Linked DNA regions of Homo sapiens: region 1 is linked to region 2. Evidence: read pairs that join two places in POLR2A ChIA-PET (ENCODE). Cell type or tissue: MCF 10A. All regions are shown on one strand. Links, peaks and the distances in the headings refer to the core of each region. The heading gives the core; the rest is flanking DNA. Region 1 overlaps FNBP1L (formin binding protein 1 like). Region 2 has its middle 6.0 kb from the start of FNBP1L.

Evidence for each region. Peaks named below come from ENCODE experiments on the same cell type or tissue, not always from the same donor. Only the 100,000 strongest peaks of a DNase experiment are listed, where the experiment ranks them.
Region 1: POLR2A ChIA-PET joins it to region 2 with 5 read pairs; 5 of 35 experiments call an interaction of 5 or more read pairs at or near these places.

Annotation. Positions count from the first base shown.
Region 1 is chr1:93,522,026-93,527,413 of GRCh38, forward strand. It overlaps FNBP1L (formin binding protein 1 like), which reads left to right. Exons shown (of 17, transcript NM_001164473.3): 3 at 57-110; 4 at 1,319-1,466; 5 at 2,236-2,298. Among named protein-coding and RNA genes, the nearest start is that of TRC-GCA7-1, 8.4 kb to the left of the region's middle. In MCF 10A, for the core only: no CTCF peak of the experiment used is centred there; no DNase peak of the experiment used is centred there.
Region 2 is chr1:93,439,376-93,444,763 of GRCh38, forward strand. No RefSeq gene overlaps it. Among named protein-coding and RNA genes, the nearest start is that of FNBP1L, 6.0 kb to the right of the region's middle. In MCF 10A, for the core only: no CTCF peak of the experiment used is centred there; DNase peaks (open chromatin) are centred at 3,126 and 4,296.

The DNA.
Region 1 (5,388 bases), core at 55-5,054, 82 kb after region 2:
CAATTGTAACAATAGTTGAAATTTTTAATAAACTTTAAAAAATCTTCTTCCTATAGAAATCTGGTTAAGAAGTACTGCCCCAAACGTTCATCCAAAGATGAAGAGCCACGGTAAATTACATACCTGTTCATTAATGCATATTAAAAAATTTAAAAATACTTATATTTTTATTATTTAGTAAGATATATTCTTAGCTTTTTATAAAGATTTTATAAAGTTTAATTTAAAAATTAATGTTTATGAAAGAAGGAACTACTGTTTATCTTTTATGAGGATAAATACTGTAGTGGGCTTGATCAACAGTTTTCTAGAATAGTCAGATACAGATTTTCAATTAAAATGTAGACTAGGACTCCACTTGAATGATTTAGTCTGCAGAAGAAAAGGATATTTTTCATACTTGGTTGTGTAGTTGTTGGCTTCGTAGATTCTTGCTTTTACTCTTATAGATAGTAAAACAATTTGACTGATTGGTATAAAGGGATGTTGAAAAGCACTGAGAGTTTTTGCATTAGAAATAAATTAAAAGGTTAGAAATCACTTATGAGTTTTTTTGTGGTCTTAAAGAGGAATATGTGGATGACTGTTTAGATGGAGAAACAAGAGGAGACTCGACTTAAACAAACAACTCTGTATATAATTGTCAGTTGTTAGGATTCTCAGGTTTAGTGTTAATGGAGTCCTATCTGAGCTGTTAATCTTCATCTGTAAGAGAGTGTTCCGCAGTATGTTCAAAGTAGATATATACATTAATACAGTGATTCTCTTTGTTTCTCTCCTTCCCTCACACACGTTTTTACCCTTATTTTTGACCCTTTACCCGCTTTGGTGTCAACTATAATGGCACTTCACTTCCATTCAGGATATGGGCAGGCATACAGGCAGCTGTGTCCAGAGCTGATAGCAAAATTGTTCTGTAGATCAGCCATCGAGATGCATTTGGCAAGCACATCATCTCTGCAACAGGTTCAGCTACCAAGCCTAGGAATCCAACCAAGTTCATTCCCAAGCTCAGGCCAGTCAGTTGGCAACTTAAGAGATTCCAGTATGCCAAAAGAGCCTGCAGGTAGTATTCTTATTATTTTTTGACCCCAAATATCCCTTTACTAATAAATGAAAGACTACTTGAAGATATACAAACATGTATGACTTGAGCTTAATGCAGGATTTTTTTCCATATGAAGTTAATTTAGAACTAGTAGCTGAGATTTAGGTTGAATATGCTAAAATTTGCGAAATGTTAGATTCAGTCCATACCTCACCAACATTTGTAATGAAAATAAAAGTAAGTCTCACCATTTTGAAATGTTTTTGCCAGGTTTACCTCGTGTGTAGCCTTTTTTAATATCCTTAATGAGTTAAATGACTATGCAGGACAGCGAGAAGTTGTAGCAGAAGAAATGGCGCACAGAGTGTATGGTGAATTAATGAGATATGCTCATGATCTGAAAACTGAAAGAAAAATGGTAATTCTTACAATTTTCATCCAATTGCAATAGTATATGAAATAGTCACACAGAAACACTTTGTTTTCTTTAAAATGTGTGTTCAGCATAAACTGGTTTTTCTATTTCACTACATTTCTTCTAGCTAAAAATTATCACAAAATACTCTTGCTAATTTATGATCCTTTTGGATTTAAGTTTGGCAAACTACAGCCTATGGGCCAGACCCAACCAACTGCTTGGTTTTGTTTGCTAGTTGCCACAGGCTAAGAATGATTTTTATATTTTTAGATGGTTGAAAAAAGAATAATATTTCATGACATTGACAATTATATGAAATTTTATTTTTAATGTCCATACATAAAATTTTATTGGAACAGACCCACATTCATTGACTTTTATATTGCCTGTGGCTGCTTTTGCATCACACTAGCAGAGTTGAGTGTCACAGAGACTGTGTGGCTTAAAAAGCCTGCAATATTTATCTGACCTTGTATAAAAAATGTTTGTCATCTACTATTCAAGACAATCATTATTTTTCTGGAAATTGTATCTGTTTTCAAGGTTATATGTAAAGTGTTAAGACAATATCCTATAAAATGCATTTTTAGGAAGTTTTGCATTACTTTCTTCCTAAGTCTTGGTAAAGTTATATAATTAGTACCTTGAAAAAAATAAAGTGAAAAGCCTTTTGGGGACTTTAGACTTTAGTGTTTAAATGTAATTATTTTTATTTGTTTTTGTTTTATTTTTTATTTTTATTTTTTTTGGCCGTGGTTATAATCTTCAGCATCTGCAAGAAGGACGAAAAGCTCAACAATATCTTGACATGTGCTGGAAACAGATGGATAATGTGAGTTATGACATTTTCATGGTTAACATAAAATCTTGTAGACTAGATTAGCCCTAAATACTTTTATGCTTCATATCTATTTGAGTTTAATGTTTCTCAGTGTATTATTAATAATTTGACATTGGTATTATTGTATAATAGTCAATAAAGTGTAAATGGAGGATGTGAGGTCATTTTGTCATTTTTCTTGTTGTCCTTTATAACTCTATACTTAAGAACTCTGTAATCTTCAATCATTGTGAACATTTAAGGAGATTCTTTTTTTTTTTTTTTTTTTTACTTTAAAGTAGTTACTATAAAGTATTAATAGAGGATAGAAGTAAGAGGGAAAAGGAGATATATCTTAGAAGACTATTTCCTGAGGACTGAGAATAATCAAGGTTCTTTTTCTACCTTTAACTTAACACTTGATGTCTCTTGACTTCATTTTTAGCATGTGAAAAATGAAGAGAGTGAACGAGATGATATGAAATGTTTCTTCCAGTTCAGTCATTGTATAATTTTGTAAATGCTCCTGATATTGGCCTGCTAATAGAAACCTTCCCATTGTAGGAAATAAAGTACTTTGTAGGGCAAAATTATAAAGGCATAATAATTATTTACTTAAAAATTTCCCCAAGGCACTTGCTCATGTGGTTTTTCTTAAATGCTCTCGTATATAATTTGTAAAACAAGATGTTCACGTAGAACACTGCAGTTGCCTTTACATAAAATGCTCTATAATCTGTGTCATGGGATTAGAGTCAAAAAAAAAAAAAAGCTCTATTAAATGATATTCTGTAGTATAAGATACTCTTTTTGGACCCTCAAGTTATCGAACAGTTTACTCTTTACTAGCATATTTCTCTGGTGGACACTGCGTATTCCTTGAAAATTATGCCGAAGGGAGTTTTTCCATGTTAAATTAATCAGTTTAGCCTGTGCTTGTTAGAAAAAGTACTTTGAGATTAAAAATCTCATGTATATACTTCCATTGCTTTCAGCCTGTTTTCTTTCCCTTTTAAAAATGCATTTTCAAAACTTTGATTACATTTCTACTATGTAACTACCATTGATGTGATATTCTAATCACCAGTGCTGATTGAGAGTTCTTAGGTATATTAATAATGTTTTCATTTTCATTTTGATTTTCTAATTGGTTTCAGCAAGACTTCACCAAGTATTTATGTTGATTAAGTTTTAAATTGCCTTAACTATCATCCTTAGTATCTGCCACCTAATGAGTGTGTGTGTGTTTTCATTTGCACAAAATAACATACTCCTACATTCATGAGTCATTGGTTCCTTTAAAAATTGGTGTTGGCACAAATTATTCTTAATAGGTGCCAACTTGCCTTTAGAACAATTGACCGTTGTTAAGCAAAAGTTTTAGAGGTCATAAGAAAGAAAGAAGCATCAAAAATGTAGGAGAGATTTCTTTAAGGCATTAACAATGCTATAAAAAAAGGTGAGTTCAGCTCTACTTGTGTTTATTGAAAAGTATCCTTGACATGTACTCTGGAGGTACAAAAGTAAGTATGACATGGTTCTTGTTTTTGTAGCACTTGCAGTCTAGTGAGGGAAACTAACCAATATAATTTCTGTTTAATATGTAGAAACAAGTGTAGGATTCTATTTCCTAGTTCCATGTCTTCCTCTTTAGTCAAGAAAATGAAATTGTAGAATTCCTAACACGTTTGAAATAATTGCGAGGTGATGTAAAGAACTGGTGGACAGGTTGAATTAGTGACAGGGTATTAAAAATTGAGGAAAAAAATTAAAAGACAGTTATTAACCTTGGGATGAATAAAGTAGGCAGTACTGGCATTTAAGATCAGGACAGAAGAGCCTGTAAAGGAGGTATTAAAGGAATGGTCAGAGATTAAGAAGATAGAAGCATCAGAGATGCGAGGTCCATCAGTTACAAGGCTCCAAGTAACAGAGCATACAGTTTTATAAGAGCAGAGCTCAGAAATGGAGCAGTTCCATAGTTAGTCAGTAGCCCACGGTTGTCACCAGGCTCCATCTCCTTTTCATCTGTCTACTTTGCCATCTTGACCAGGTGCTCTTTTCCTCAGCCATGTCTCCTTAAGGTCAGCAGTAGGCTTAAAGAGCTAAACACGATATCCTCATTCAGTTTCATCCAGAGGTGGGAAAAAGGCAGCATTTCACTTCCAACTATCCCATTTTATCAGGGAAGGAAAACTTTCCCAGAAAGTCCCCAACAAATTTCCTCTGGATGCCTTTGACAGAATTAGATTACTTACCTCTGCCCTGGCTGTGGGGAGTCTAGGAGAGCAAGTATTAGCTGTTTTCTGCCTCTGTACTGGGCGGGGCAGGCTCTGCTAAGCAAGAGTAGGGGAGTAGAAGTGGCTGTACTTCGTCTGCCACACCAAGGATGAAGGGAAAAACAATCTTTTCTGGAGTATATTTCTGTCTTGTATAATGTTATATTATCTTTCAGGGAAGGAGCATTTTTAATATTATTGTACTACTAGTTCTTTTGCTTTTGCAAGGAATTATTAGGTAGGTGTTTTCCCACAAATAAGATACCAAATATAAAAATACTTTTGTACATAAGTAGCCTCAGTTTGTACCAGAATTAGTAGCCTATAGTTACTTGATTGGAAAACACAGCTCTGAACTCAGTTTCAGAGAATGAAATGTGGAAGCTTAATTTTCATAGCAAAGTGATTTTATGTATGAGTATTTAAATATTTTAGGGGCTTTGAGTAAATTACAAGTGCCTCATTTGGTGTCTCATACTAATCAAAATACCTGTACAAAATAAAGCCTACATTTAAATAAATTTGAAAAAATCCTGGAGCGCATTTATTTGATGTAAGTTATAGGCCTATCTGGTTGTAACTGTATTACAAACTGAACTACGAAACCTCTTGGCTACAAATGGCTTGATATAACAGCTATTGTAGTTTTAAATTGTATTTTAAACTCTTAGTTACTTGAAAGAAAGGGAAATTGCTAACTGCTAGGGAACTATGGGTAAACAAATCCAGAGCAGTAGGTGTCTGAGCTGATAAGTGGCATTTGGAAAAATGGGGACAGGGTGTTTGAGGTATAATGGTTTCCTGGACCTGGTACTTGCTAAGG
Region 2 (5,388 bases), core at 252-5,251:
TGCCTATACCAGAGTTGTGAAGATAGTCTCATATGACATGTTCTAGAAACTTCACTGTATTAACTGTGAAACTCTGTATTTTCACAAAATTCAACTCCAGGTAGATTTTAGATCAAACTGTGAAATACACTTGTTTACTATTGCTTGCAGTCATGTAACTTGTGGCATTCCTTTCTTCTGGGCACAGGAACCAGAAATAGGATACTAAGAGCAGAGAATAAAAATTTGTTTTTTCTCAAATTGTATGTTTGCCTGTGAAGAAATTCTTTCTTGCCAATTTTGCTGAAATGGAGAGAAGAAAGGGTACGCAAGAGACACCACTTCTTCAGGTTAACTCCAGGAGAATGATCTAGAAAGTGTTCTAGGATACTCAGCTGGGCGTGTTTTCTTTTTGCAGATTGAATCCTGAAGTATTGTAGTCAGTCATTCCTTTAACATTTAATGACACCTTTTTTTTTTTTTTTTTTTTTTTTGGAGACACAGTCTCGCTCTGTTGCCCAGGCTGGAGTGTAGTGGCATGATCACAGCTTACTGCAACCTCAACTTTCTGGGCTCAAGTTGTCCTCCCACCTCAGCCTCCTGAGCAGCGGGGATTATAGGCACATGCAATCATGGCTGGCCAATATTTTTATTTTTTGTAGAGGCAGGAGGGTCTCACTATGATGCCCAGGCTGGTCTCAAACTCCTGGACTTACGCTATCCTCCTACCTTTGGCATTGCAAGTGCTGGGATTATAGCCATGAGCCACTGCACCTGGCCTTAAATGACATTTGAGTATAATAGTGAAGATGAGATAAATTGTGAACAGGCAGGGTGTCTCCTTGAAGCAGTCTGGGTAAATTGCTATGAGAGCACAACACTAGGAAGAGTTTCCAGGGGTAGCAGATCCTTGTTACTCCTGGACCCACCCACTAGAAGTGCAGAAAAGGCAGGTTACTTCATAGGTGGATAAGCAAATGTTCAGTTACCCTTCTGTGTAATCTGGTGGCCAAAAACATTAATTAAGAGTCCCCTCTCCTGAACCTTCAGCTTAAACACTGAGCAGCTTCCTGTCTCACCACACCTAAGCGGAGATTTGTTTGAACTCACCGCACATGAGTCCTTAAACAGAACCTCTCCAGCCTTGCTCGAAGTGAGTCATTTATTTTCTGGGTCTTTCCTGGGAGATGCAGGGAATGGTGTTCGTGTGAGTTTGTGGTGTGTTTGTGTTTGCTGTTTTTTTTGGCAAATTCCACAGAGCAATGTGTGTGATATTCATTAATAATCAAAATACACTATGGAGTTAACAAAAATACATGCAAACATTATGGCTCCATCACTGGAAATTTAGAAATTCCGACTTAATAGGCCTACAGTGAGGCCTGGGCGTTGTTGGTTTTTGTAATTTTAAACTTTCTTTAGATAGATAAAATACGGACAATGTAATAAAATTAAATGTACAAAAGAGAAGTAGTGAGAAGTAGGACTCTTAAATCATCCCAGTCTCCTAGTTCCCCTGTCCAGAGGGAAGTACTACTTCCAGTTTCTTGGGTTTCCTTCCAGAGGTATTCTGTGCATGCACACAGAGAGTGAGATTTTCTCTTTTAAACAGAAGTGATAGCATCATTTACTACTGTTCTGAATATTGTAAGTCACTAATTTTTAAAAGGCTCTCCAAGAGATTTTGAAGCAAATGCTTCATTAAGAGCTACCGATAAAAGCTATGCTTCTGTTCCCTGCTAAAAGCTATGGATGCATCTATTAAAAATCTTTTATATCTAATTTCATGTATTCAGCAATGCCCTCAAATCTGTGGTCTAAATTCATCGGGTTAAGACTCTGTGATCTAGGGTGTTCAATTTAAGAATACTTGGTGTTACCAGATTAAAATACAGGATGCCTAAATTTGAATTTCAGATATAAAATAGTTTTTAGTGTAAGTATATTCCATGCAATATTTATAATATCTGAAATTCAAATTTAAGTGGGAGTCTGAATATTTAATCTGGCAGCCCTATAGAAAATTTTGAGTCATCGGAAGTTATTCCAACTGATAGTCTGTAGAATGCCCTCTTTTTGAGACGACCTAGGTTATAATTTTAAAACCAAGCCCTTTAGGTTAAAGCCAAATTCTCTGAGTTTAATGATAAATTAGGTATCTGTTGGCTTACTTCAACATAAATGGATTTAATTTGCTGTTTTATCTCATGGGATAAACCTGTATTGTTACAGTGAAGTGGCCACTGAAATTAAAAAATAAACTTGAGGCCAAAAGTTTGAGACCAGCCTGAGCAATATAGTGAGACCCTCTTTCTAAAAACACAAGAAATTAGCAAGATTTGGTGGAATACAATTAGTCACTGCTACTCAGGAGGCTAAGGTGGGAGGATCACTTGAGTTTGAGGAGGAATTGAGGTCCAGGAGTTTAAGGCTGCTGTGAAATATGATGTTATGCTTCATGTCACTGCCCTCCAGCCTGGGCAACAGAGCAAGACCCCATCTCTTTAAAAACAAACAAACAAAACACCAAATCTTGAATTTACACATAGTAGATTATGTGTATTACTTTTAAAGAATTTAAAATATCTAAAGTCTGAGCCATGTTAGTCTTTAGAATCAACATTAAAATCTTAGCAGACTGGATTTGGATAAGGATAAAGAGAACCAGCCTAGAGGTAAGTGTTCATGATTGATTATTTAAATCATTTTTATTATCAATAAAAAAGTTATTAAGCATTTACTTAAATGGTGAAAAATTCTGACATGAAGGATGCAGAATTGTGGTTTATTATCTTTTAAGTAAATCAATAATAACATATTATGCTGCAGTTTGCCACGGTTACCACAGGGCTGAACGAAGGAGGATGAACGAGAAATGAAAACTTAAAACAAAAGAAACTGTCTTAAAGAAGGGATCTGGGGAAGAAGAAGAGGGCTTCCTGCTTCTACTAAGCAAAGGCAGCCGCCTTGAGCTTCTACAGCCGTTCATATTTATTGTGTAGATAGAGCAGGGAGCAGGAGGTAATGATTGGTCAGCTACTTAACTGATCACAGGTTCACATTATTGCTAACAGGCTTCAGATGCGCCTAATCACAAGAAACACGTGCCTGGGGCGTGACTGCCCTCAGCATTCCTTCTGGGCGGCAGACGCAGTTTATCAGTTTGCCAACACCCTGCTTTCAAGGGAACAGTTTGCTGTTTACTCATATAGCCTCCAGTGGTATACTGAGTTGGTCACAAACCTCACTCTTTCGGCCTGCAACAATATTATAATAAATATCAAATGACAAAGAATTACAAATGTTAGAATCCTACTATGAAGATAGTAGAGGCAAAGATTACCACAATGGATATGATTTTGTTATATAAGAGATGAAAAGAACTTATAATTGTGTTAGACCCTGAGTATCCCAGACAATATCTGAATGGACTCAATAAAATTAAAATTTATCATTTCATTTCAGAATTGTAGCTACAGTACCTTTTCATTTCCTTCCTTGCTAATCTACATAGGATTTAGACGGTGGTATGCTTATGTTTAACAATCAGTGCTCCAGCAAAAAAGCCCTGATTGGAAGCATTTCCTAATTCCTGTGGTGTAAAAACTCTTACCATGACTGCTATCAAGCTAACACTTTTTAACAACCTGTTGGCAAAATTCCTGAAAATTTGTTCTTGTGAATCTGTACAAGCTGATTTTATTTCTATGAGTTTATATGATGTACCTGTCTGGTTTTCATAAAAAGAAAACAGAGAATGTTTGTTCTTTGTTAACTGGTGTGCATATCTTGAAAATTTTTATCACATGCCAAAAAATTTCCAAACAAACAAAACTCAACAACAAGAAAAAAAATAGGAATACTTTAAGAAATTAATATAAATTTTGAACGGGTTTGGGAAAGTACAACCAACACCTAGAGAAAACTATAACTTTTGTTCTACCAGGTCTCCTGCCCTGAAGAAAATTTAATATAAACAAATACCTAAACGTTTTTAAAGTTACACAGTTCTATCATAATGCAGTGGGAAAAATCCAACCAATGTAGAAAAGTAGACATAAGTTACCTCTTTAAACACGTCTATTCTGTTTGATTTATATAGAATTTTTTTTTGTTTTTCCACATTTCACTAGAGCAATTACATGAAATGCTTTAACTAGATTCAATAATGGTGAGTAGAATTCCAAAAAATATAAAATGGCCTCTCTGTCTCCCTCTCACTTTTTTCCCCTCTCTCTTTCTTTCTTTCTTCAGGGAGCCACCTTGAGCAATGCCCTTGAAGTTTTGGATTTCTTCCAATTCTTGGGTAGGAAAACTGGCAGTACAGAAAGTAGTGATGACTATTAACTAGCCAGTGCCATTCTTCATTTGGCTGGCATGGACTCAGCATGCTAGTGTGATCCCATTTTTGAAACATTAAAATGGTACTGCTCTTTGATTTTCTTCCTTAAGGTAGTTTTAGCTTGGTTGTTCTGGCCTAGCTACTTGGAGGATAATTTTATTTCTGGACATTGTCTCTGTAGCTTTAATTTTAAGACAATGTCTTAAGATTTTCAAATGACAAGGGATTGATTTATGGTTGAAAGTTGATGTTCTTGGACTAGTAAATTATTATATATCCCAGAAAGCAGCAGTGAAAAAACCTTGTTTCATATTTTGCCTTAATAAAGGATTCATGAAGGGAATATTTGAAACCAGAAAGGGCATTAGCTAAATGTTTATAACATAAAGAAATTATAAAAGGAATTTGCATTTGAATTGCTACATGATAATATATGCAAAAGAAAACACTTTAATGGATTATTATAGACCAGAGTTCTATGATATGCCTGAAAAGAAAATGCATTCAATAAGTTATTTTTCATAATAAAAAGATACATTGTAATAATTGTTTAAATTGCTAAAGCACCTTTGTAATTTAAGCCCTTTCAAGTTTACTTGTAGAGTAGCTTCATTGTATATGGAGAAAATAGAACAATATCATTCTTTTGTTTCTTAGTATTATTACCTTATAAATTATGTAATATGAAATCGAAACTATGTGGTGATTGATTGCCAAGATAGGTCAAGTAGCAAAAAAGTATAATTGGTTTGAAGATTTTTACATTTAATTATTAAAATTATGATATAGAGGTAGCATCTGGAATAAATTAATATTAGATTTCTACTATAATAAAGAGATATTTCTTTCACGATTCTGAAAGTTATGTTTTAACATTTTAAATTTAATTTACTTTAATTTTTTAAAATAAGAGATGGGGTCTTGCTTTGTTGGCTGGGTTGGTCTTAAACTATTGACCTCAAGCAATCCTCCCACTTCAGGCTTCCAAAGTGCTAGGATTACGGGCATGAGCCACTGTACCTGGCCAGTTTTAACATTTTTAGAGATAAAAATTCTGTGCTTGAACT